Regions from separate parts of the Homo sapiens genome. Here region 2 is linked to region 1. Evidence: chromatin loops called from intact Hi-C (ENCODE). Cell type or tissue: sigmoid colon. All regions are shown on one strand. Each heading gives the region's core, and the rest is flanking DNA. Links, peaks and the distances in the headings are about the cores only. Region 1 holds the start of LOC124905159 (small nucleolar RNA U13). Region 2 overlaps GGA1 (golgi associated, gamma adaptin ear containing, ARF binding protein 1).

What was found. Peaks named below come from ENCODE experiments on the same cell type or tissue, not always from the same donor. Only the 100,000 strongest peaks of a DNase experiment are listed, where the experiment ranks them.
Region 2: it touches region 1 in a loop (4-fold over the local background); 21 of 110 quality-filtered maps call a loop at or near these places.

The regions. Positions count from the first base shown.
Region 1 is chr22:37,784,439-37,801,083 of GRCh38, forward strand. It overlaps LOC124905159 (small nucleolar RNA U13), which reads left to right and starts at 1,088; the gene lies at 1,088-1,195. In sigmoid colon, for the core only: a CTCF peak has its summit at 7,577; a DNase peak (open chromatin) is centred at 7,583; H3K27ac peaks cover 223 bases.
Region 2 is chr22:37,622,430-37,630,429 of GRCh38, forward strand. It overlaps GGA1 (golgi associated, gamma adaptin ear containing, ARF binding protein 1), which reads left to right. Exons shown (of 17, transcript NM_013365.5): 8 at 898-1,038; 9 at 1,123-1,204; 10 at 2,540-2,647; 11 at 3,368-3,520; 12 at 7,033-7,097; 13 at 7,569-7,741. Among named protein-coding and RNA genes, the nearest start is that of SH3BP1, 13 kb to the right of the region's middle. In sigmoid colon, for the core only: a CTCF peak has its summit at 1,306 (motif pointing right); DNase peaks (open chromatin) are centred at 1,342, 1,747 and 3,952; H3K27ac peaks cover 2,992 bases.

The DNA of each region.
Region 1 (16,645 bases), core at 3,577-11,576:
GATTTGCATCTGTGTTTATTCATGCTTAAACCTCTCCAGAAGGATTTGCACACATACATTTGTGCACACACACCCCCAGGGTGAGGGAACCCAGTGTGAAGGGGCCCTGGACACACAAGACCCTGGGAATAGTGGTTGCCTCCTCGGGGAGGGAGCCAGAAGGCCAGGGGACAGGGGTGGTGGGACACATTTCAGTGTTAAATGCTTTCATATGTTCTGCACTATTTCCCATGTGCATGTGATATTTATTCCAAAATAAAGTTTTAAAAAATACTAAAATAGTCCTGAACGGAGCATGGTAGGGGAGTGGCAGGGCTGGCACCAAACTCAGGGCTCACTGGCTGGCTCTGCCACACACCTGCTTCAATCAATGATCTTCCCTGGAAATTCACTTCCTCACCTGAGATGAGATGAAGAAATGGGATTAAGTGAGGCCCTGAGCGTGGCCAGGCCCACTGAGTCTGAGTAGCAGCTGTTATTCCTGTTAATATCCTGGTCAAGCCTGTTCCAGGCACCTGAGTGACACAGACATGAAGGGACACGCCCTGTCCCTGCGCTCACCCTGCAAGGGCAAGGGGAGAGACAGCAACACCAGGGAGAGCTGATGCAACTGACCCGGTGCAACTAACTCGGCCAGAGGAGCCAGGGAAGGCTGCACAGGACAGGTGACGCCTGCACCGAGGCTTCAAAGATAAATAGGTGTAATCGGGGGACCAAAGGAGAGAGGGTGCTCCAGGCTGGGGAAGCAGAGCCTGCCAAGACTGTAAAAAACTCATGCTGGGCACACCCACGTCCACAGCATGTAAACAGAGCCATATATGCACTCATGAACACCTGTGCTCACAGCTGCCCCATTCTATACACTCCTGCTCACATACACAGCCCATGTGCATGCCTGTATATGCCCCCCATGTGCACAGCAGACCGCCTGCCAGTTACCTGTGTGACCCACTTATGTCTCTCAACCTCTCTGGGCCTCAGTTCGCTCACCTCTTACATGTGGAAAATGACAGGGACATGGTGAGTGTTATATGAGACAGTACCTGTGGAGCACTAAGGGCAATGTCCAGTAAATGTTCGCTGTATGATCCTTTTGTCGTTCATAAGCATGACGATTGGGCTTTCATGCTCATGCATGAGATGGGCCTCCCTTCAGTCTTGTTACAGGCCGGCTCTGTGGCTCATGCCTGTAATCCCAGCACTTTGGGAGTCCAAGGTGGGAGGATTGCTTGAGGCCAGGAGTTCAAGACCAGCCTGGGCAACACCGTGAGATCTCATTTGTAGAAAATGTTTGTTTGTTTGTTTGTTTGTTTTTAATTAGATGGGTGCAGTGGTGTAGCTGTGGTCTCAGCTACTAGAAAGGCTGAGGTGAGGCCAGGCGCGGTGGCTCACGCCTGTAATCCCAGCACTTTGGGAGGCCAAGGTGGGCGAATGACAAGGTCAGGAGTTTGAGACCAGCCTGGCCAACATGGTGAAACCCCACCTCTACTAAAAATACAAAAAATTAGCCGTGCGTGGTGGTGGGCACGTGTAATCCCAGCTACTAGGGAAGCTGAGGCAGGAGAATCACTTGAACTCAGGTATAGTGTCTCACGCCTGTAATCCCAGCACTTTGGGATGCTGAGGTGGGCGGGTCGCTTGAGCCCAGGAGTTTGAGACCAGCCTGGGCAACATGGCAAAACCCAGTCTCTACAAAAAAAAATTACAGTCCCAGTCCCAGTCCCTCTCCCTCTCCCTCTCGGCCTCCCTCTCCCTCTCGGCCTCCCTCTCCCTCTCGGTCTCCCTCTCCCTCTCGGTCTCCCTCTCCCTCTCTTTCCACGGTCTCCCTCTGATGCCGAGCCAAAGCTGGACGGTACTGCTGCCATCTCGGCTCACTGCAACCTCCCTGCCTGATTCTCCTGCCTCAGCCTGCCGAGTGCCTGCGATTGCAGGCGCGCGCCGCCACGCCTGACTGGTTTTCGTATTTTTTTGGTGGAGACGGGGTTTCGCTGTGTTGGCCGGGCTGGTCTCCAGCTCCTAACCGCGAGTGATCCGCCAGCCTCGGCCTCCCGAGGTGCCGGGATTGCAGACGGAGTCTCGTTCACTCAGTGCTCAATGGTGCCCAGGCTGGAGTGCAGTGGCGTGATCTCGGCTCTCTACAACCTCCAACTCCCAGCCGCCTGCCTTGGCCTCCCAAAGTGCCGAGAGTGCAGCCTCTGCCTGGCCGCCCATCGTCTGGGACGTGAGGAGCCCCTCTGCCTGGCTGCCCAGTCTGGAAAGTAAGGAGCGTCTCTGCCTGGCCGCCATCCCATCTGGGAAGTGAGGAGCGCCTCTTCCCGGCCGCCATCCCATCTAGGAAGTGAGGAGCGTCTCTGCCCGGCCGCCCATCGTCTGCGATGTGGGGAGCGCCTCTGCCCCAACGCCCCGTCTGGGATGTGAGGAGCGCCTCTGCCCGGCCACGACCCCGTCTGGGAGGTGAGGAGCGTCTCTGCCCAGCCGCCCCATCTGAGAAGTGAGGAGACCCTCCGCCCGGCAGCCGCCCCGTCCGGGAGGGAGGTGGGGGGGTCAGCCCCCCGCCCGGCCAGCCGCCCCGTCCGGGAGGTGAGGGGCGCCTCTGCCCAGCCGCCCCTACTGGGAAGTGAGGAGCCCCTCTGCCCGGCCAGCACCCCGTCTGGGAGGTGTACCCAACAGCTCATTGAGAACGGGCCATGATGACAATGGCGGTTTTGTGGAATAGAAAGGGGGGAAAGGTGGGGAAAAGATTGAGAAATCGGATGGTTGCTGTGTCTGTGTAGAAAGAAGTAGACAGGGGAGACTTTTCATTTTGTTCTGTACTAAGAAAAATTCTTCTGCCTTGGGATCCTGTTGATCTGTGACCTTACCCCAAACCCTGTGCTCTCTGAAACATGTGCTGTGTCCACTCAGGGTTAAATGGATTAAGGGCGGTGCAAGATGTGCTTTGTTAAACAGATGCTTGAAGGCAGCATGCTCGTTAAGAGTCATCACCACTCCCTAATCTCAAGTACCCAGGGACACAAACACTGCAGAAGGCCAAAGGGTCCTCTGTCTAGGAAAACCAGAGACCCTTGTTCACATGTTTATCTGCTGACCTTCCCTCCACTATTGTCCTATGACCCTGCCAAATCCCCCTCTGCGAGAAACACCCAAGAATGATCAATTAAAAAAAAAATTACAAAAATTAGCCAGGCATGGTGGCTTGTAGTCCCAGCTACTCGGGAGGCTGAGGTGGGAGGATCACCTGAATCGGGAGGTTGAGGCTGTGGCGAGCTATGACTGCACCACTGCACTCCAGCCTGGGAGACACAGTGAGACCCTGTCTCAAAAAAAGAAAAAAAGTTTTTGGCCTGCCGGGTGTGGTGGCTCACACCTGTAATCCCAGCACTTTGGGAGGCTGAGGCGGGCGGATCACCTGCGAGACCACTCTGGCCAACATAGTGAAACCCCATCTCTACTAAAAATACAAAAAATTAGCTGGGCATGGTGGCGGTGGCGGGCGCCTGTAGTCCCAGCTACTCGGGAGGCTGAGGCAGGAGAATCGCTTGAACCCGGGAGGCAGAGGTTGCAGTGAGCCGAGATCGTGCCATTGCACTCCAGCCTGGGCAACAAGAGCAAAATGCCATCTCAAAGAAAAAAAAAAAAGAGCTTTTGGTCTTTCAAACAAACTACATTAAGAAGAGATTCCTACATTTTAAAAACTTAGGGCTCCGAGGTCAGGAGATCGAGACCATCCTGGCTAACACGGTGAAACCCCGTCTCTACTAAAAATACAAAAAAAAATTAGCCTGGCGTGATGGCGGGTGCCTGTAGTCCCAGCTACTTGGGAGGCTGAGGGAGGAGAATGGCGTGAACTCGGGAACAGAGGTTGCGGTGAGCCGAGATCACGCCACTGCACTCCAGCCTGGGCGACAGAGCGAGACTCTGTCTCAAAAAAAAAAAAAAAAAAAAAAAGTAGAGCTGAAGCCTAGGCAATATAGTGAGACCCTGTCTCCACAAAAAAAAAAAAAAAAAAAAAAAAAAAAAAATAGAAAAAATTAGCTGGGTATGGTGGCAGGCCTGTGGTTCCACGTACTGGGGAGGCTGAGGTGGGAGGACTGTTTGAGCCTGGGAAGTTGAAGCTGCAGTGAGTCGTGATTGTGCCACTGCACTCCAGCCTGGGCAACACAGAGAGACCTTGTTTCAAAACAAACAAACAAAGGAACAAACAAACGAACTTAAGACTGGACACAGTGGCTGCTGCCTATAATCCCAATACTTTGGGTAGCTGAGACAGGAGGATTGCTCGAGCCAGAAGTTCAAGGTTACACTGAGCACGTGAACGTTACATGCACCACCGCATTCCAGCCTGGGCAATAGAGCGAGACCCTGTCTCAAAAATATTATTAATAAATTAAAAATAGGCCAGGCGCGGTGGCTCACACCTGTAATCCCAGCACTTTGGGAGGCCGAGGTGGGTGGATCACCTGAGGTCAGGAGTTCAAGACCAGCCTGGCCAACAGGGTGAAACCCCATCTCTACTAAAAATACAAAAAAAATCAACTGGGCATGGTGGCGGGCGCCTATAATCCCAGCTACTTGGGAGGCTGAGTCAGGAGAATCACTTGAAGCCAGGAGGTGGAAGTTGCAGTGAGCCGAGATGGTGCCACTGCACTCCAGCCTGGGCAACAAGAGTCAAACTTGGCCGGGCGTGGTGGCTTACGCCTGTAATCCCAGCACTTTGGGAGGCCGAGGCAGGTGGATCATGAGGTCAGGAGATCGAGACCATCCTGGCTAACAGGGTGAAACCCTGTCTCTACTAAAAATACAAAAAATTAGCTGGGCATGGTGGCGGGCACCTGTAGTCCCAGCTACTCAGGAAACTGAGGCAGGAGAATGGCGTGAACCCGGGAGGTGGAGCTTGCACGGAGCCGAGATCGCACCACTGCACTCTAGCCTGGGCGACAGAGCGAAACTCTGTCTCAAAAAAAAAAAAAAAGAGTGAAACTCCGTCTCAAAAAAATAATTAATTACAAATAAATTTTTAAAAATTAAACAGTAAAAACTCAAGTAAAGTCACGTGGAACTGCCAATCAAAGCTTTGGATCAGTGGAAGAAAATCCATTGCTCCCACACTGAATGGATATAAAGCTTAGCCAAAAACAAAGATACTTAACATGGTCATGAACCTCTGCTGCCTTGTTTTGGGTAAACACGTCATTTCTGTCCAGGTGTCTGAAATACCAAGGATGATACAGCTAATACTTAACTGCTAATACTAAAACAGCTAATACTTAAACTGCACTTACTTTGTGTCAGGAATTCCATTTTTTTGTTTTTTTTGAGACGGAGATCTGTCTCCCAGGCTGGAATGCAGTGGCGCGATCTCGGCTCATTGCAACCTCCGCCTCCCGGGTTCAAGTGATTCTCCTGCCTCAGCCTCCCGAGTACCTGGGATTACAGGCACGTGCCACCATGCCCGGCTGATTTTTGTATTTTTAGTAAAGACAGGATTTCACCATGTTGGCCAGGCTGGTCTCGAACTCCTGACCACAGGTGATATACCCCCCACTCATCCTCCCAAAGTGCCAAGACTACAAGCATGAGCCACTATGCCCGGCCTGTGTCAGGAACTTCTAAGTGAGATATATAATGATATATAACTCATATGATATCTATCATTTGCTACATACAGAGTATGTACACACGTATGTATTTATAACATACATATCCATTTAGTCCTCAAGAAAACTCTATCAGGCAAATGCCATTATTATCGCCAATTACTATAATGCCCAGGGGAGGAAACTGAGGCACAGAAGGGTCATTATTATTTTTGCCAAGACCCTCATACTTATGACTTGGAAGGGCTGGGATTTGAAACCATACAACCTGGACCTCCAGTACTTGGGCCTCACCACTATGCTAGACTTTGGGACTTCTAGCAGATAGAAGAAGTCCATCCAAACCTTCAGTTTACAGGATCACCCACATGGCCCAGAGAGGATTAGCAAATGCCCTCAGGTCACACAGCAGATTTGGGTGCTTCTCCTACCAGCCCACATTGCCTCCTAAGGTATGTTTAACATCTTTAATGTCTATGGGGGAAGGGCCCTAAACGTTTCTGAAGAAACCCACTCCTCCCTGCAAGCAGCGCTGTGTGCTCCACCCCCAGCCAGCACCAAAGCATATGTGAATACCTGCAGGGACTGATGCCAGCTGCATTTGGGCCCCAGTTGGGCATGGCCCTCACCAGAGAGCAGTCCCTGTTGTCCCTGGTGCTTGTCACAGCACCAGTTAGTGCATTGAGAGTATGGTTCATGGAGGAGAAAATATTTTCCCAGCCGGGCATGGTGGCTCCCACCTGTAATCCCAGCACTTTGGGAGGCCAAGGCAGGTGGATCACTTGAGGTCAGGAATTCAAGACCAGCCTGGCCAACACAGTGAAACCGCATCTCTACAAAAATACAAAAATACAAAAATTATCCGAGCATGATGGCAGGTGAAACCCCCGTCTCTACGAAAAATACAAAAAATTAGCCAGGCGTGGTGGCGCGTGCCTGTAAGTCCTAACTACTCGGCAGGCAAAGGTGGGAGAATCTCCTGAGCCAGGGAGATAGAGGCTGCAGTGAGCCAAGCCACTGCACTCCAGTCTGGGCAACTGGAGTGAGAGAGACCCTGTCTCAAAAAAAAAAAAAAAAAAAAGTAATACACATGGCCAGCCGCAGTGGCTCACGCCTGTAATCCCAGCACTTTGGGAGGCCGAGGCTGGCAGATCACCTGAGGTCAGGAGTTCAACACCAGCCTGGCCAACATGGTGAAACCCCTCTCTACTAAAAATACAAAAATTAGCCAGGCGTGGTGGCAAGTAGTGCCTGTAATCCCAGCTACTTGGGAGGCTGAGGCACGAGAATCACTTGAACCAGGAGGCGGAGGTTGCAGTGAGCCGAGATCGTGCCACTGCACTCCAGCCTGGGCGACAGAGTGAGACGCAGTCTCAAAAAAAAAAAAAAAAAAAGACACGCTTATTGTTTATAAACTAAAACAGTATAGAAGTGTATAAACTAGGCTGGGCGCGGTGGCTCACGCTTGTAATCTCAGCACTTTGGGAGGCCGAGGCAGGCGGATCACGAGGTCAGGAGATCGAGACCACGGTGAAACCCTGTCTCTACTAAAAATACAAAAAATTAGCCGGGCGTGGTGGTGGGCGCCTGTAGTCCCAGCTACTCGGAGAGGTTGAGGCAGGAGAACGGCGTGAACCCGGGAGGCGGAGCTTGCAGTGAGCCGAGATTGCGCCACTGCACTCCAGCCTGGGCGACAGAGTAAGACTCTGTCTCAAAAAAAAAAACAAAAAAAAAACCAAACAAACAAACAAAAAGAAGTGTATAAAGTAAAAAATAACAGTGCACTGTGACCCAAATCCATTTCTCAGAGAAAATCATTACTATGAACATGGAGTGTCCACACATGTACACGCACTCACGGGCCACTTCACCAGCTTGGAGAACAACCCTAGCCACAGTGCTTGCGGTTGCTTTTTTAACCAATCTCTCCTGCATCCTCATTCATTTATTGTTAAGAAGCCCAGCATCTCCCTCTTGAGGTCTCTTCCAGAATAGTCTGGGAATCCCAAGGACTCACTCTGTCCAAAGAAGGCCAGTCCTACTCTGCAAGGCCTAGTGGTGCACTGCGTGGGCCCCGAGGCAGTCCTCTCAGTTCACTCCAGGAGCTCAGCTCCCTGAAAGGAAAATGATGCCAAGCCAGGCGCAGTGGCTCACACCTTTAATCTTAGCAATTTGGGAGGCTGAGGCAGGTGGATCACTTGAGGTCAGAAGTTCAAGACCAGCCTGGCCAATATGGTGAAACCCCATCTCTACTAAAAATACAAAACTTAGGCCGGGCACAGTGGCTCACACCTGTAATCCCAGCACTTTGGGAGGCCGACGTGGGCGGATCACCTGAGGTCGGGAGTTCAAGACCAGCCTGACCAACATGGTGAAACCCCATCTCTACTAAAAATACAAAAATTAGCCAGGCGTGGTGGTGCATGCCTGTAATCCCAGCTACTTGGGAGGCTGAGGCAGGAGAATCGCTTGAACCTGGGAGGCAGAGGTTGCAGTGAGCCGCGATCGAGATTGCGCCATTGCACTCCAGCCTGGATGACAGATCCAGACTCTATCTCAAAAAAAAAAAAAAAAAAAAAAAAAGAAGAGGAAAGAAAGAAAAAGGAAATGACGCCAGAGTGGGCAGGTCCAACAGGACTTTCAGCCCAAACCACACATGGCACCTGTGTCCCTCACCAATGCCTGGCCTCTGGCACTGAGCTTGGGTCACCTGTCCACATCTACTTCCCATGGAGTGAGTTATTTCCTTTGAGGCATGAGTGTCCTCTCTGCCAGCTGGACAGGACTGTCCTGATGGGTCAGATAGCAGCTAATCCTATCAGGAGAGAGGAACTGGGGCCCAATCTCATTTCTCTTGGCGGTCCCCAGACTAGCCACAAATTTGCCCACCTCCTGCCAGGTTAAGAGAAAGGCAGTTTTGAGAGTTGATTAAGAGCATGGAGTTTCCTGTAATCCCAGAACTTTGGGAGGCCAAGCTGGGAGGACCACTTGAGGCCAGGAGTTCAAGACCAGCCTGGGCAATATAGTGAGGCCCCATCTCTACAGAAATTTTAAAAATTAGCTGAACGTGGTGATGCGCACCTGTGGTCCCAGCTACTTGGGAGGCTGAAGCAGGAGGATCACTTGAGCCCAGGAGTTCAAGGTTGCAGTGAGCCATGATTTGTGTTTCAGCCTTAGTGACAGAGTGACACCCTGTGTCACAAACAAATAAACAACAACAACAACAAAAGGCCAGGCTTGGTGGTTCACACTTGTAATCTCAGCACTTTGGGAGATAGAGGCGGGTGGATCACCTGAGGTGAGGAGTTCGGAACCAGCCTGGCCAATATGGTGAAACCCCGTCTCTACTAAAAATACAAAAATTAGCTGGGCGTGGTGGTGGGTGCCTGTAATCCCAGCTACTTGGGAGGCTGAGACAGGAGGATCACTTGAACGTGGGAAGTGGAGGTTGCAGTGGGCTGAGACTGCACCATTGTACTCCAGCCTGGGCAACAAGAGCGAAACTCCGTCTCCAAAAAAAAAAAAACAAAACAAAAAAAAGAGCATGGAATTGGACTGCTTTAGGTAAGTTCCTTCCCCACCTGTCAAATGAAGTGATAACAACAGCAAAAGACCGAATGTTAATACCTACGGATAGATCACTTAGCACAGTGTGGGCAGATAGTAACTGCTCAATAAATGGGAACTACTGTTACATACCTGTATGTAGTTCTCTAATATCCCTATTTTATAAAAATGAGGTCCCCCCATATTTTTCTTAGCTTCCTTTTGTCAATTAATATATCATAGACATTTTTCCAGGTCTGCACATGTAGCCTCCTCTATGTGAGAGCCGCATGGCCTTCCAAAGGACGCCGTCCATGCAAGAGGCTAAACTATGTCTGTGGGTTCAAAACCCTCAGTCTGTGCCATGGTGCTTTAAAACTTGGAAATGGCTCATACCTGTAATCCCAACACTTTGGGAGGCCAAGGTGGGAGGATCGCTTGAGCCCAAGAGTTTGAGACAAACCTGGGCAACATGTGAAACACTGTCTCTACAGAAAATACCAAAATTAGTATTTTTGGTGTGGTGGCATGTGCCTGTAGTCCCAGCTATTTGGGAGGCTGAGGTAAGAGGATCGATTGAGCCCTGGAGTTCAAAGCTGCAATAGCCATAATTGCACTCCAGCCTGGGCTACAGAGAAGACCTGTCTTAAGAAACACAAACAGGCTGGGCGCGGTGGCTCACGCCTGTAATCCCAGCACTTTGGGAGGCCCAGGCGAGGGGATCACGAGGTCAGTAGATCGAGACCATCTTGCACTCCAGCCTGGGAGACAGCGAGACTCCATCTCAGAAAAAAAAAAAAAAAGAAAAAGAAACACAAACAAAAACAAACTTGGAAATTAGTTAAGGTTTAGTTCAGTTAGATCAGTTAAAGTTTAACTGTTAAACTGTCACCTGCATTTTTATTTCTTTGTCTGGAAATGTGTGTTTGTCTTTCTGTTCATTTGACTTCTAACCCACATGGGATGGGTTTTCCTAACTTGGGAGAAGCAGGTGAGAGGTCAGCCTCCACAGGGTGAGGCTGTCAAGGAGGAGGGGGGAACCAGGACAGCCAGTGGCCAGGGCAGGACAAAAGAAGGCCGGCCATCTTTGTTTTGTTTTGTTTTGTTTTGTTTTGTTTTGTTTTGTTTTGTTACGAGGCAGAGTCTTGCTGTGCCTCACCCAGGCTGGAGTGCAATAATGAGATCACAGCTCATTGCAGCCTCCATCTCCCGGGTTCAAGTGATTCTCCTATCTCAGTTTCCCGAGTAGCTGGGGCTACAGGCGTGCGTGTGCCATCACACCTGGCTAATTTTGTATTTTTAAAAATTATTTTATTTTATTTTATTTTATTTTATTTTGAAACGGAGTCTCGCTCTGTCACCCAGTCTGGAGTTCAGTGGCACGATCTCGGCTCAGTGCAAGCTCCGCCTCCCGGGTTCATGCCATTCTCCTGCCTCAGCCTCCTGAGTAGCTGGGACTATAACCGCCTGCCACGACGCCCAGCTAATTGTTTTGTATTTTTAGTAGAGACGGGGTTTCACCTTGTTAGCCAGGATGGTCTCGATCTACTGACCTCGTGATCCACCCGTCTTAGCCTCCCAAAGTGCTGGGATTACAGGCGTGAGCCACCGCGCCCGGCCTATTTTGTATATTTTTAGTAGAGATGGGGTTTCACCATGTCTGCTGGGCTGGTCTCGAACTCCTGACCTCAGGTGATCGTCTACCTTGGTCTCCCAAAGTGCTGGGATTACAGGCGTGAGCCACTGTGCCCGCCTTTTTTTTTTTCTTCTTTTTGTTGTTGTTGGTTTTATTTATTTATTTGGACAGAGTCTCACTCTGTTGTCTGGGCTGGAGTGCAGTGGTGCAATCTCAGCTCACTGTAACCTCTGCCTCCCAGGTTCAAACGATTCTCCTGCCTCAGCTTCCAGGGTAGCTGGGATTACAGGCGCCCACCACCACACCCAGCTTATTTTTGTGTTTTTGGTAGAGACAGGGTTTCACCATATTGACCAAGCTGGTCTCAAACTCCTGATCTCAAGTGATCTGCCCACCTCGGCCTCCCAAAGTGCTGGGATTACAGGCGTGAGCCACCGTGCCGGGCCATGCGCCATCTTTGTTTCTGTTCCAGATGCCTGGGAGTCCTTCCATCTCTTCCCTCACCCCCCACAGCCAACCCTTTAGCAAGGACTTTTCCTCAATATTTCTCATATCTGCCTCTTCCTTCCACCCCCACGGCCACCACTTTAATTCAGAACTTGGATCACTGAGATGGCCCCTAATGGTTTCACTGCCTTCTTCTGCCCTTCCCTAGTCCATTGTCCATATGGCAACCCGGGGCAGGTGCAGTTTGGAAAGGAGGTGGCACTACCTGGTAATGCTGAAGCTGTGTATACTTCTAGCTCCTTCCCCTTTGCACCAGGGCACTTGCAGTAGGAAAGTCACAGCGACATTGTCTGCAAAGCAAGAAACTGGAAATGTCCAGGCACAGCAGCTCACGCCTATAATCGCAGCACTCTGGGAGGCCAAGGTGGGTGGATCACTTGAGCCCAGGAGTTTGAGACCAGCCTGGGCAACATAGTGAGACGCCCATCTCTATAAAAAAAGAAGAAAGTGGAAACAACTCAAATCTCCATCAACAACAGTGGATTCTTTTCCTGTTGCTGCTCTAACCAGTTACCCCAAACTCAGCGGCTGAAACACACACATTTATTATCTTACAGAGCTGGAGGTCAGGAGTCCAAAATGATTTTACTGAACTAAAATCAACAAGTCAGCAGGTATGCATTTCTTCTGCAGGCTCTAAGGGAGAATCTGGTTTTTGCCTTTTTTTCTGGCTTTCAGAAGCTGCCTGCTTTCCTGGGTTCATGGGTCCTTCCATCCTAACGTCAGCAGTAGTGGGCAGGCCTTTCTCAGGACACTGTCTCTGATTCTGACTCTTCTGCCTCCCTCTCTCCCATTTAAGGATCCTTGGCCGGGCACGGTGGCTCACGCCTGTAATCCCAGCAGTTTGGGAGGCTGAGGCAGGCAGATCACCTGAGGTCAGGAGTTCGAGACCAGCCTGACCAACATGGAGAAACCCCGTCTCTTCTAAAAATATAAAATTAGTCAGACGTGGTGGCGCATGCCTGTAATCCCAGCTACTCGGGAGGCTGAGGCAGGGGAATAGCTTGAACCCAGGAGATGGAGGTTGCAGTGAGCTGAAATTGTGCCATTGCACTCCAGCCTGGGCAACAAGAGCAAAACTCCGTCTCAAAAAAAAAAAAAAAATTCCTTGTGATTCCACTGGGCCCACCAGGATAATCCAGGATCATCTCCCATCTCCAGGCCGGGTGATTAGCAACCTTTGTTCTCCCTTGCCGTTAAAGGAACATTTTTGAAAGTTTCAGAGATTAGGATGTGGTCATATTTACAGGCCATTTTTCTGCCTCCCCACACAGTTACCCACACAGTTACCCATCGCATAATAGGGCTGGGGCTGGGGGATGTGAGCAGAATCCCTCCATACCCAACATATAACCACGCGAGGCCCCCAGCTGAGGGCCCGGTGTGTTGGGCAGAGAGCTGAAGGCAGGGGAACACTGTCCAGTCGCTGCACAGCAGTGTGAGGAAAGGAAGAGGAGTCGTCTGTAAAAACCCATTGACTGTGCTCATTTCACACTGCGTGCCTCTATCAAAACATCTCTAGCCAGGCGCGGTGGCTCATGCCTGTAATCCCAGCATTTTGCAAGGGTGAGGCAAGCAGACCACCTGAGGTCAGGAGTTCGAGACCAGTCTGGCCAACATGGCAAAACCCCGTCTCTACTAAAAATCCTAAAATTAGCCAGGGCCTGGTGGCGCGTGCCTGTAATCCCAGCTGCTCAGGAGGCTGAGGCAGGAGAATCGCTTGACCCGGGAGGCAGAGGTTGCAGTGAGCCGAGATCATGCCACTGCCCTCTAGCCTGGGCAACAGAGCAAGACTCCATCTCAAAAACAAAACAAAACAAAACAAAATCTCATGTATCCCATACATATATACATCTATTATATACCCACAAAAATTAAAATTAAAAAAAAGAAAAAAACAAAAAATCCCCATTGACTGTACTCTCTGTTATATTCCTGGGGCCCTCAAATGTTGATTACTTTTCAGTTTTGAGAATCTAAGTGACACCTAGCCTGGACAGGAGGAGGGGAGAGCCCCTGTTTCTGGCAGGTTTCTAAGAGGAATCACAGGACTGGGCTGAGAGGAGGGGACCCAGCACCCAGGCTAGAGCAGCCACCCCTCCATCCCTGAGTGAGGGGCCATCTGCTGCCCCCCGCCTCTCCCTCGCCCCCACCCCCGCCTCTATCTCAAGCCTTGCTCCTTTCCCCTCGGGTGCCTCCACCTGCCGTTTGCCCCGTCCTCACAGAGTGTGAATCTTGACTCAAAGTGTGGACGTCAAAGCCCCTTGGAAGTGGGAAAGGCCCAGGCGGGTGCAGATTGTTTATTTGCTTGCTGGGTGCTGGGTGTGAAAGGAACAGACACGTGCTTGCCTCGTGGGGCTCAGTCTCTAGTGGGGAAGATGGGCACTGCTGTCATTGTAAAGTGTGATTTTGTGAAAAGTGCTAAGAAGGAAAGGACAGGGGCTATGAGAGGGGGTTGTGGAGTCCTAATTAGGAAGGAGGAGTTGAACTGGTGAGATTGAGGGAAAGCAAAAAGCGAAAGCAGGTAAGCTCTAAGTGTGCCTTTCTTCATGCTCCAGAACACATGCCCTCCTGCACAAATAATTCACAATCTTCCTGCAACCAGCCATCACCAGACGCTCAGCTGACAGAAAATTGCAAATTAGCTCACTGCAACCTCGGCACTATCAGTACTGCGTAAAGCCCTCTCCAGCATACAGCACGAGCACCATCCTGTCCCGTCCCTAGCAAGCCTCTGTCTCCTTGCAGACAGCCCCTTCTCTGCTGTGCTGCCTGTTGCAAATTTGCAACGCATTTTCTTTTTCTTTTTTTCTTTCTTTTTTTGTTTTTTGAGACGGAGTCTCGCTCTGTCGCCCAGGCTGGAGTGCAGTGGCGCGATCTCGCCTCACTGCAAGCTCCGCCTCCCGGGTTCACGCCATTCTCTTGCCTCAGCCTCCCAAGTAGCTGGGACTACAGGTACGTGCCACCACTCCCGGCTAATTTTTTTGTATTTTTAATAGAGATGGGGTTTCACTGTGTTAGCCAGGATGGTCTTGATCTCCTGACCTCGTGATCCACCTGCCTCAGCCTCCCAAAGTGCTGGGATTACAGGCGTGAGCCACCGTACCCGGCCTTTTCTATTTTTTTTTTTTTTTTGAGACAAGTTTTCACCGTGTCACCCAGGCTGGAGTGCAATGGCGCAATCTTGACTCACTGCAATCTCTGCCTCCCAGACTCAAGGGATTCTCCTGCCTCAGCCTCCCAAGTAAATGGGACTACAAGCATGTGCCACCACGCCCGGCTAATTTCTGTATTTTTAGTAGAGATGGAGTTTGCCATGTTGGCCAGGCTGGTGTTGAACTCCTGACCTCAGGTGATCTGTACGCCTCAGCCTCCCAAAGTGCTGGGATTACAGGCGTGAGCCATCACTCCCGGCTGCAACATATTTTCATACCTTCTCTAATAAATGTGCCTTTCTTTACCTATAACTGTCTTGGTAAATTCTTCTTACTCCTGGGCTACTGGCCTCAGATAGTTGCCGCTCACCTGAGACAGGGGTGACAAGACGGCTTATTCATAGAAAGCATAATGACCAAATTAGAAGAACTGGGATATCCATCACCTTAAACATTTATCTTTTCTTTATGCTGGGAGCATGCAAATTATTCTCCTGTAGCTATTTTTGAAGTATACAGTGGGTTATGGTTAACTGCAGTCACCCTACTGATCTATGGAACACTATGTCTTATTTCTTCTAGCTAACTGTATATTGTACCCATTGATCAGCTTCTCTTCTTCCTCCCCTCCTTGCTATCCTTCCTGGCCTCTGGTAACCACCAATTTACTCTCCATCTTTGTGAGATCCACTTTTTTTTTTTTTTTTGAGTCGGGGTTTTTTAGTAGAGACGGGGTTTCACCATGTGAGCCAGGATGGTCTCCATCTCCTGACCGCGTGATCCGCCCATCTCGGCCTCCCAAAGTGTTGGGATTACAGGCGTAAGCCACCACGCCCAGCCTTTTTTTTTTTTTTTTTTTGAGACGGAATTTTACTCGTTACCCAGGCTGGAGTGCAATGGCACGATCTCAGCTCACCACAACCTCCGCCTCCCGGGTTCAAGCAATTCTCCTGCCTCAGCCTCCCAAGTAGCTGGGATTACAGGCATGCGCCACCACGCCCAGCTAATTTTGTATTTTTAGTAGAGACGGGGTTTCTCCATGTTGGTCAGACTGGTCTCGAACTCCCGACCTCAGGTGATCCTCCCGCCTCGGCCTCCCAAAGTGTTGGGATTAGAGGTGTGAGCCACTGCGCCAGGCCGAGATCCCCCTTTTTTTTTTTTTTTTTTTTGAGATGAAGTCTCGCTCTGTTGCCCAGGCTGGAGAGTGCAATGGCGCAATCTGGGCTCACCGCAACCTCCACCTCCTGGGTTCAAGTGATTCTTCTGCCTCAGCCTCCTGAGTAACTGGAATTACAGGCGCCTGGCACCACGCCCGGCTAATTTTTGTATTTTTAGGAGAGATGGGGTTTCACCACGGTGACCAGGCTGGCAAAGATCCACTTTTTTAGTGTTCATGTATGAGTGAAAACATGCAATATTTGTCTTTCTCTGCCTGGCTTATTTCAGTTAATATGATGACCTTCAGTTCCATCTGTGTTGTTGCAAATGACAGGATTTCCTTCTTATTGGTGGCTGAATAATATTCCCTTTGTTTATATACCACATTTTCTTCATCCATTCATCCATTGATGTGCGCTTGGGTTGACTCCATATTTTGGCTATTGTGAATGGTGCTGCAATTACCATGGGAGTGCAGATATCTCTTCAATATGCTGATCTCCTTCCTTTTGGATATATACCGAGTAGTGGGATTCATCTGAACCATTTTTTTTTTAGACTAGTCAAGTTCAGTAGTGAGAAGGGAGCAAAAAGTAGAACAAGGGGCCAGGCGTGGTGGCTCATGCCTGTAATCCCAGCACTTTGGGAGGCTGAGGTGGGTGGATCACTTGAGGTCAGGAGTTTGAGACCAGCCTGGCCAACATAGTGAAACCCCGTTCCACTAAAAATACAAAAATTAGCTGGGCGTGGTGGTGGGAGCCTCTAATCCCAGCTACTCGGGAGGCTGAGGCATGAGAATTGCCTGAACCCAGGAGGCAGAGGTTGCAGTGAACCGAGATCGCGGCACTGCACTCCAGCCTGGGTGACAGAGTGAGACTCCATCTCAAAAAAAAAAAAAAAAGTTAGCCGGGCGTGGTGGCGCACACCTGTAACCCCAGCTACTCAGGAGGCTGAGGCAGGAGAACCGCTTGAATCCAGGAGGCGGAGATTGCAGCAAACTGAGATCACGGCACTGCACTCCAGCCTGGGCAACAGAGTGAGACTCC
Region 2 (8,000 bases), core at 1-8,000, 170 kb before region 1:
AACTTTTTTTTTTTAATTGAGACAAGATCTCATCCTGGAGTGCAGTGGCACGATCATGGCTCACTGCAGCCTCGACCTCCTGGGCTCAAGCGATCCTCCCACCTCAACCTCCCAAGTAGCTGGGACCAAAGGCACACGCTACAGCGCCCGGCTAATTTTATTTTTTGTAGAGACAGCATCTCCCTTTGTTGCCCAAACTAGTCTGTAACTCCTGGGCTCAATGACCCTCCCATCTCGGCCTCCCAAAGTGCTGAAAAAAAAGTTTCAAAGCTGGATGTGGTGGCTCATGCCTGTAATCCCAGCACTTTGGAGGCCAAGGTGGGAGGACTGTGTGAGGCCACTTTTCACTCTGCAAAGGAGGGGCACGCACAGTAAGCGGAGGGGCAGGGGAAAGCCGGGCTGCTCCCAAAAGCAGCCTTTGAAGGCACGGGCTCCCCCATCTGCCAGGCACCGACAGACACTGGAAGGGTCTTCCTGCTCGTTTCCAGGCTGTACCTGGTGACCACAGAGGTCCCCTTGCACTATGAAGTACAGGAACCTCCTTTGAAAGGGCAAACACAAGGAGGGCAAGAGTCACTGAGAACCACAGTGGAGGTCTAGGGCCCTGGGCCTTCAGAAGCACCTGGTGAGGGGTTTGGAAACCCAGGTTCCTGGGCCATCTCTGAAGATCCTGATGAGCTTGTGCAGAGGCCTGGGCACTGGGGGCTTCTTGGACCAGCGTGCCCTTCCTAGGCATGAGGGGCTCCTGGCAGGGCCTGCTGGAGCCCCACCCAGAGTGTGATCCCACAGTCACCCAGCTGTCAACCCAGATCCCAGCACACATTCTCTCAAGTGGCAGGGGGCAGTGCCTCGTCCAGGCCAAAGGTTCTCAGGGGCCCTTGGCCAATGTGTCCCCAGGACCAGAAGCGGATGGAGAAGATCTCGAAGAGGGTGAATGCCATCGAGGAGGTGAACAACAATGTGAAACTGCTCACGGAGATGGTGATGAGCCACAGCCAGGGCGGCGCAGCAGCTGGCAGCAGCGAGGACCTCATGAAGGTGCACCTGCCTCCCTGCCTACCCCACTCCCTGCCCACTCCACAGCCCACGCGGACCCTGACCCGCCCATCCTGCTGCCCTCAGGAACTGTACCAGCGCTGTGAGCGGATGCGGCCCACGCTCTTCCGACTGGCGAGTGACACAGAGGACAATGATGAGGCCTTAGGTGAGCCCAGGGCAGGTGCTGAGGTCAGGTCCCCCCCTCTCCCTCCACCTCCTGCCCCCACCTCCCCCAGGCCCTGCTAAGTATCTGCAGTTGGAAGGAGCCACCACCAGGGGGCCCCCTTCTCCAGCACCGACCTTGGGTTTCTCCTCTCTGAGGACACAGAGCAGGGGCCGCCCCCCTGTTGAGAGGCCCTGTGGGCCAGCCCCCTTAACAGGCATCTTATTTACTACCCGCAGCTGCACAGGAGGCAGACCCATCCCCTTTTCACAACTGGGGCTAAGGGAGGAAAATGACTTGCCCAGATCACAGAGCAGAACAGTGGCAGAGCCAGGGGAGACGGAGGGCCATCTGCCCCCAGACCTTCCTCCCTAATGAGGGTGAATGGAAGCTAAGAGTGCATCCCACAGCCCAGGCAGTTCCAGACCTGAGCCTGACGGCTTCTGCCAGGGCCACATACCAGGTTCTTTTCCTTGATCTCTGCCCACGTGTCAGCCTGGGCCACTTGGGCTGCGGTCTGGGTACCATCCACTCCCTCATTAAGCAGGAGCCCCACCCACAAGGCTCACTGCCCAGATTGCCCCACACCCTGGCACCTGGGGAAGGCAGTGTTGCCGAGGGCCTGATTGGTGCCAGGCACTGTTCTAGGCCCTCAGGGATCTGGCACTGATCAAAGTTTGCAAAACGCCGGGTGCAGTGGTTCACACCTGTAATCCCAGCATTTTGGGAGGCCAAGGTGGGAGGATTGCTTTAGTCCAGGAGTTCAAGACCAGCCTGGGTAACATAGAGAGACCCAGTCTCTATTTCAAATATATTTATATTAAAAAAAAAAAAAAAAGGTTGACAAAAACTTCCTCATGGTAGTTTAGTGAGAGGAGACAGACAATAACCAAGTCCATGAGCACCGACAGTTCGTCACGGTGGTGAGTGGCATGGAGGAAGAGAAGCAGGGAAGGGATGAGGTGGTGCAGGAGGGATTTAGGACAGGCCTCCCTGAGGTGAGCCTTGGGTGAAGACCTGAAGGCAGTAAGGGATGAAGCCATGCAGAGATCTGGGGCAGCCAGAGAGCAGAGCTGGAGTGGAGGCCTGGAGGCGGGAGCGGGCCCAGTGTGTTGAGACAGCCCAGGCAGTATGGCAGGGAGTGAATGAGGGAAGGGTGGGAGGTGAGACCAGGGAGGTGGCGGAGGGCCAGAGTCTCAGCAGACGAGATGGGCTGTTTCCCTGCCCCTTTCCCTTCCCCTCACACACAGGCTGTGATGGATGTGGGGTCCTCGTCCCCTGCCGCCCAGAGGCCCCCACAGTCCTTCAGCCTGGCCTCTCCCCTCCTGCCTGTTCCAGCGGAGATCCTGCAGGCCAATGACAACCTCACCCAGGTGATCAACCTGTATAAGCAGCTGGTGCGGGGTGAGGAGGTCAACGGTGATGCCACAGCCGGCTCCATCCCTGGTGAGGAGGTGGCAGGAGAGCTGGGAGGGCACCCATCAGGCTGGAGGGGCACAGAGAGTGCAGGGTGGTGTGCTGGTCTCAGAGCGGCTGGAATGACTGCCAGGGTGACCCTGGCCCCTTAAGATGGGGAAGGCCCCAGGGAGGGAGCTGGGGGTGAAGTCTGTGCCAAGCCTGCAGCTGTGGGGGAAGAAGTCTGGTGGGGGAGCTGAGGGTTTGGTGAGGACAGGCAGAAGAAGGAAGGCATTCTTTCATTTGACAAATCTGGCACCTGTTGTATAGGGCTAGATGACACCCCAGAGGCTTTATGTATCAGAAAATGCGAGGGGGGTTAGAAAAGTAAACATTACAGACTCAGGTCTAATAAGGGTAAGATGGCAGCCTTGGGGGGTCACAAAAGGGGTTAGAATTGGTTCTGTTAGGGAGAAGTGGAGATGGAGGCGCTGCACGGAAGCAGCCAAGTTTCAGCAGGGCCTTAAGGATGGGTAGCAGTTTGCCCAGTAGAGCTAAGAAGGAAATACATTCCGGACAGAAGTACCATCATATGCCAAAGAGAGGTCCTGTTGAGCAGTTTCCAGGCAGGGGCTGGTGTGGCCAAGGAAGGGGAGGCAGGAGACCAGTGGTAAAGCATCGGGGGTTAGGTGTTGCTCCCCCGCAACCCCTGTGGACTCTGAGAGACACGTGTACACCCAGGACTTGCCAGCCTCTTCTTTCCCACCCCAGGGAGCACCTCGGCCCTGCTGGATCTCTCAGGCCTGGATCTCCCGCCTGCGGGCACCACCTACCCAGCTATGCCCACCCGCCCTGGCGAGCAGGCCAGCCCTGAGCAGCCCAGTGCCTCAGTTTCCCTGCTTGACGACGAGCTCATGTCTCTGGGTGAGGAAGGGGCCAGGCCTGGAGGAGGGCGGGCTCAGCAGCAGATGGGGCATGATCCCAGGGCCCACTCACAGCTAGCGGAACCACGTACCCCAGGTGTGGATCCTGTGGGGCACGTGGATGAGCATTAGGCCCACTTCACAACTGAGGAAACTGAGGCTCGGGGAAGTTAGGAGCTTGTGCGAGGCCACACGGCCAGAGGGTGAGGCTGGCAACCTCTAAGCCGGCCTCGGATAAGCTAACCAGCATTCAGGCTCTGGCAGCCTGGGGGGAAACCAGGGGATTTCCCCGCAACAGGTTAGAGCCTGGAATTGAGAACTGTCTGGGCAAAAGTTCAGCAGTTTCTTCATCCACCAAGAGGAGAGGGAGGGCTCTGGGCTCCAGAGCACCCAGAGGCTCCAGAGAAGCCGAGGCCAGAGCGCGAGGGACTCGGTGATCCAAGCTGGTCCAGGGCCAGGCCTGCTGTTACTCCCGGGCAGGCTCCGGCTCCAGAGCCCAGCAGGGGCCAGGCTTCCCCGGGGGGAAGCAGCAAAGCGTTCCCAGCTGCCCAAACCATTTTTGGGTTTCCAACTGCTCTCAGGGCAGCAGCCCCATCCGAGAGCTGAGATCAGAACAGCCTCCTCCTGAGAGCCACTGAAGGGATGAAGAGCAGATACGTTAGGGCCACATCAAAGGAATCCTCAGGGATATGTTGGAAGCCAAGATTCAGACTGTGGTTTCCTGAGCCAGTTCTGAAGCAAAAACCAGACCCGAAGGCCTTGAAGAAGTGATGGGGACCCGGGGCGCCCTGGGCGGGGTCTGCCTGGGTTCCAGGAGTGCTTCCTTTGGTGGTGCCCACTACTGCACTCTGTCCTGTCTTAGGTGACCCTCACGGTCTCTGCAGGCAGGTGCCGTTAATAGCCCCACTGCACAATGAGGAAACGGCAGCACAGAAAGGCGCGGTGGCTCACGCCTGGAATCCCAGCACTTTGGGAGGCCAAGGCAGAGGGATTACTTGAGGTCAGGAGTTTGAAACTAGCCTGGCCAACATGGCGAAACCCCATGTCTATTAAAAATACAAAATTAGCTGGGCGTGGTGGCACATGCCTGTAGTCCCAGCTACTGGGGAGGCTGATGCAGGAAAATTGCTTGAACTGGGGAAGCAGAGGTTGCGGTGAGCCGAGATGGCACCACTGCACTCCAGCCTGGTTGACAGAGCAAGGCTCCGTCTCACAAAAAAAAGAAAAAGAAAAGGAAAAAGAAAGGCTGGGTGACTTGTGCAGAAAGGGCTCTAGGACTTGAGCTGGGCTCTGATCCTGAAGCCACACTCTGAGCAGCTGGGCTGCTCTGACTCGTTGTTCATAAGCAAGGAAAAGGAAATGAGGACCCGGAGTGTGGAGGGAGAGCTGAAGGGGAAGGAGAGCTGAGGGGAAAGGAGGCCCAGTTGTGAGCTCCCTTTGTGAACCCAGCAGCCAGCACCCTCCCTGAAGCTGCTTACGAGCCCCATGCAGCCGCCCCCTCTTCATTCAGAGCCAAGGGTGACCGCAGGGAGAGGACCTTTACCCCATTCTACAGAGAAGTAAAGGACGGTCAAGGGACAGGAACGTTCATACAAGGTTTATCTTCCCCTGTGGAGCCAGCCCTGGGTGGCAGCTACCTGAGGGGCAGTGGGTGGGGAAGTACTGCAGGGCCACCAGCCCCCAGCCAGCAGCTGCAGCACCACCTCCACAAGAGAAGCGAGATGCAGCCGCACTTCCTGTCCCCGCACTGCACTGGCATAGTTCTGAGCCACCAGCTTCCTTCTGTTTTCCTCTCAGAGGCAAAGCATGGGGGCACAGGAGCCGGAAGTGCCAGGGCAGCCTGCAGCCTGGGCCTGGGGAATGGAGGAGGCCCTGGGGCCACACAGGGGGCTGGTCCTCACTCTTCACGGCAGGGGTGGGAGACAGGTTCCTGTCCCTCAAGGAGGGTGTTCAGGCAGCCTTAACCTCCCCCGTCTCAAGTGATCCTCCCATCTCAGGCTCCTGAGTAGTTGGGACTACAGGTGTGTGCCACCACACCCGGTTAATTAGTTTATTTTTAGTAGACACACGGTTTCACCTGTGTTGGCCAGGCCGGTATTGAACTCCTGGCCTCAAGTGATCCACCCACCCCAGCTTCCTAAAATGCTGGGATGACAGGCATGAGCCACTGCGCCCACCTCTTTTTGGTTTTGAGATGGGGGTCTCACTATATTGCTCAGGCTGGTCTCAAACTTCTGGCTTCAACTAATCCTCCCATCTCAGCCTCCCAAGTAGATGGGACCACAGGCATTGGCTAATTTTTTTTCCTTTTATTCTTTAGGGGTAGAGTCTCTATGCTGCCAGGGCTTATCTCAAACCCCAGCTTCAGCCTCCCAAATAGCTGGGATTACAGACATTAGCCACTGCACCTGGCTGGTGTCTCCATTTTACAGATGAGGCTGTCACCCCCCAATATCACACAGCCAAGTGGCAGAGTTGTGTTCAAATGCTGGCAGTCAGGCCATGCTCTGTCTGAGTCCAGACTCTGCCACTTTCTAGCTGTGTGTTCTCGGGCAGGTTATTTACCAACTTTGAGTCCATTTTCTTATCCCTAAAAGAGGGCTGAGAAGCTCACCCCTACCTTTGAAGGTTGTTTGAGGATTAAGCAAGACCAGCATCTGAAGGGCCTGAAGCATCTAGGGCATCATCAGTGCACTTTATCTCTGGCCTCTAAGAAGTGCATCTAGAAGGGACCCACTGTCACAGCTTCCTGGTACCCTTGCCTTTGCCTGTCAGGTAGCACTTCGGTTTGGACCTCACTTTTTCAGGATTTGTTGGAAACAAGATCCCTTATCTTCTCTAGGTCAGATTTGGGGTGAACTTGGCTGACAGTATTCCAGGGCAGGCAGAGGTCAGGCTGGCTGGTGACCTGCTGCCTCCTTCCCATCGGCAGCTAGTTCTAGGGCCATCCACAGGGATCCCCAGCCCTCCATAGTACCAGTGAGCCTCACTGGCATGTGCCAGGGCCAAGAGGGCCTTCAGCGTCGCCTCCAGTCCAGCCCTGTCCTCGTATTCTTGGGGACACTGTGGCTCAGCCAGCACAGTGCCTAGCCCACAGTCACCCAGCAGGCGTCCCTCGAGTGGGCCAGTGGCAGGCACAGAGCTGCTCTCCCCTTGCCTGGATGCGTGAGGAAAGGAACCTCTTCTCCCTGCAGCCCAGCCCTGCAGGCTCTCTGCTGCCAGATGACGAGTGAAGATGAAAGTCCTGATGTCTATTGTCTGTGTGCACAGAGCTTTGGAGTGGCCTGGCCAGGAAGAGGGGAAGCGTGTGTGGGGTCAGCACAAGGGGTTGCCGGGATCTTGGTTACTGGTTCTGCTCTGCTGCTGGTTCCCTCTGAAAATGTGGGTTTCTCCCCTCCGTGCTGAGCCTCAGAAAGGGGTAGGGAGCCCCATGCCAGCACACATGGCCCCTCGGCTCTCTGGCCTCTGCAGGGTCAGCCCAGCTCCTTCACCTCTCTCCTGCTTTCCCCTCAGGCCTCAGTGACCCCACACCCCCTTCAGGCCCAAGCCTGGATGGTACCGGATGGAACAGCTTCCAGGTAGGAGGGGACCACAAACTAGTCTGGCCTGTCCCAGTCCCAGGGTCAGGGCAGCTGGGACAAGTGGCCTGGAGAAACTAAAAGGATGGATGGGCTCTACTCAAGAGCCCAGGGCCAGGGGGTGGCCCAGGGGCCTGGAGACACCCACCCAGGGTACAGGGCCTCCCCTTACCTCCAGCTGTATCTTCCCCAAGTCTCAGCCTTGGGGCTGCAGCCCAGCCTTTGGGATTGGGATTGAGATGGGCAATCCCTCTTCCTTTCCCTTGAGGGTGACAGAGGTCCCTGGATTGTAGAACCCCCAACCAGACCCAGCCACCCTGCATCATGGACATGGGTGGTCTGGGGTCCCCACCTCTGTGGCTGCTTTCCCAGATGTCATTTGCAAGGAGGACACTGAGCCTCAGGGCAGGATCAGGTGATGCTGACACCTCTCTAGACAGCCCCACCCCACCTGCATCCTTTTCCCCACAGTCGTCGGATGCCACTGAGCCCCCAGCCCCTGCTCTGGCCCAGGCCCCCAGTATGGAAAGCCGACCCCCAGCGCAGACATCCCTGCCAGCAAGCAGCGGTCTGGACGACCTAGACCTCCTGGGGAAGACCCTCCTGCAGCAGTCGCTGCCCCCGGAATCCCAGCAAGTGCGGTGGTGAGGGCCCACCATGGCTGGCATGGGGTGGGGAGCACTCCCTGTTCCCACAAACCAGCAACTTCTCCTGGGCTTGTCCAGGCCCAGCAGGGAGAGGCTCGTTGCTGTCTTGTTTTGTAAGCAGCAGATGCCAAGCAGTGCACCTGCCTCTGGAAACACAACAGTGCCCAAGGCAGACCTGGGCCCACTGGCCTGGCCTCCCCCCAGGTGTTCCCAGCTCCCTTGAGAAAGGTCCAGAGGGCCGGCAGAGGGGAGGACA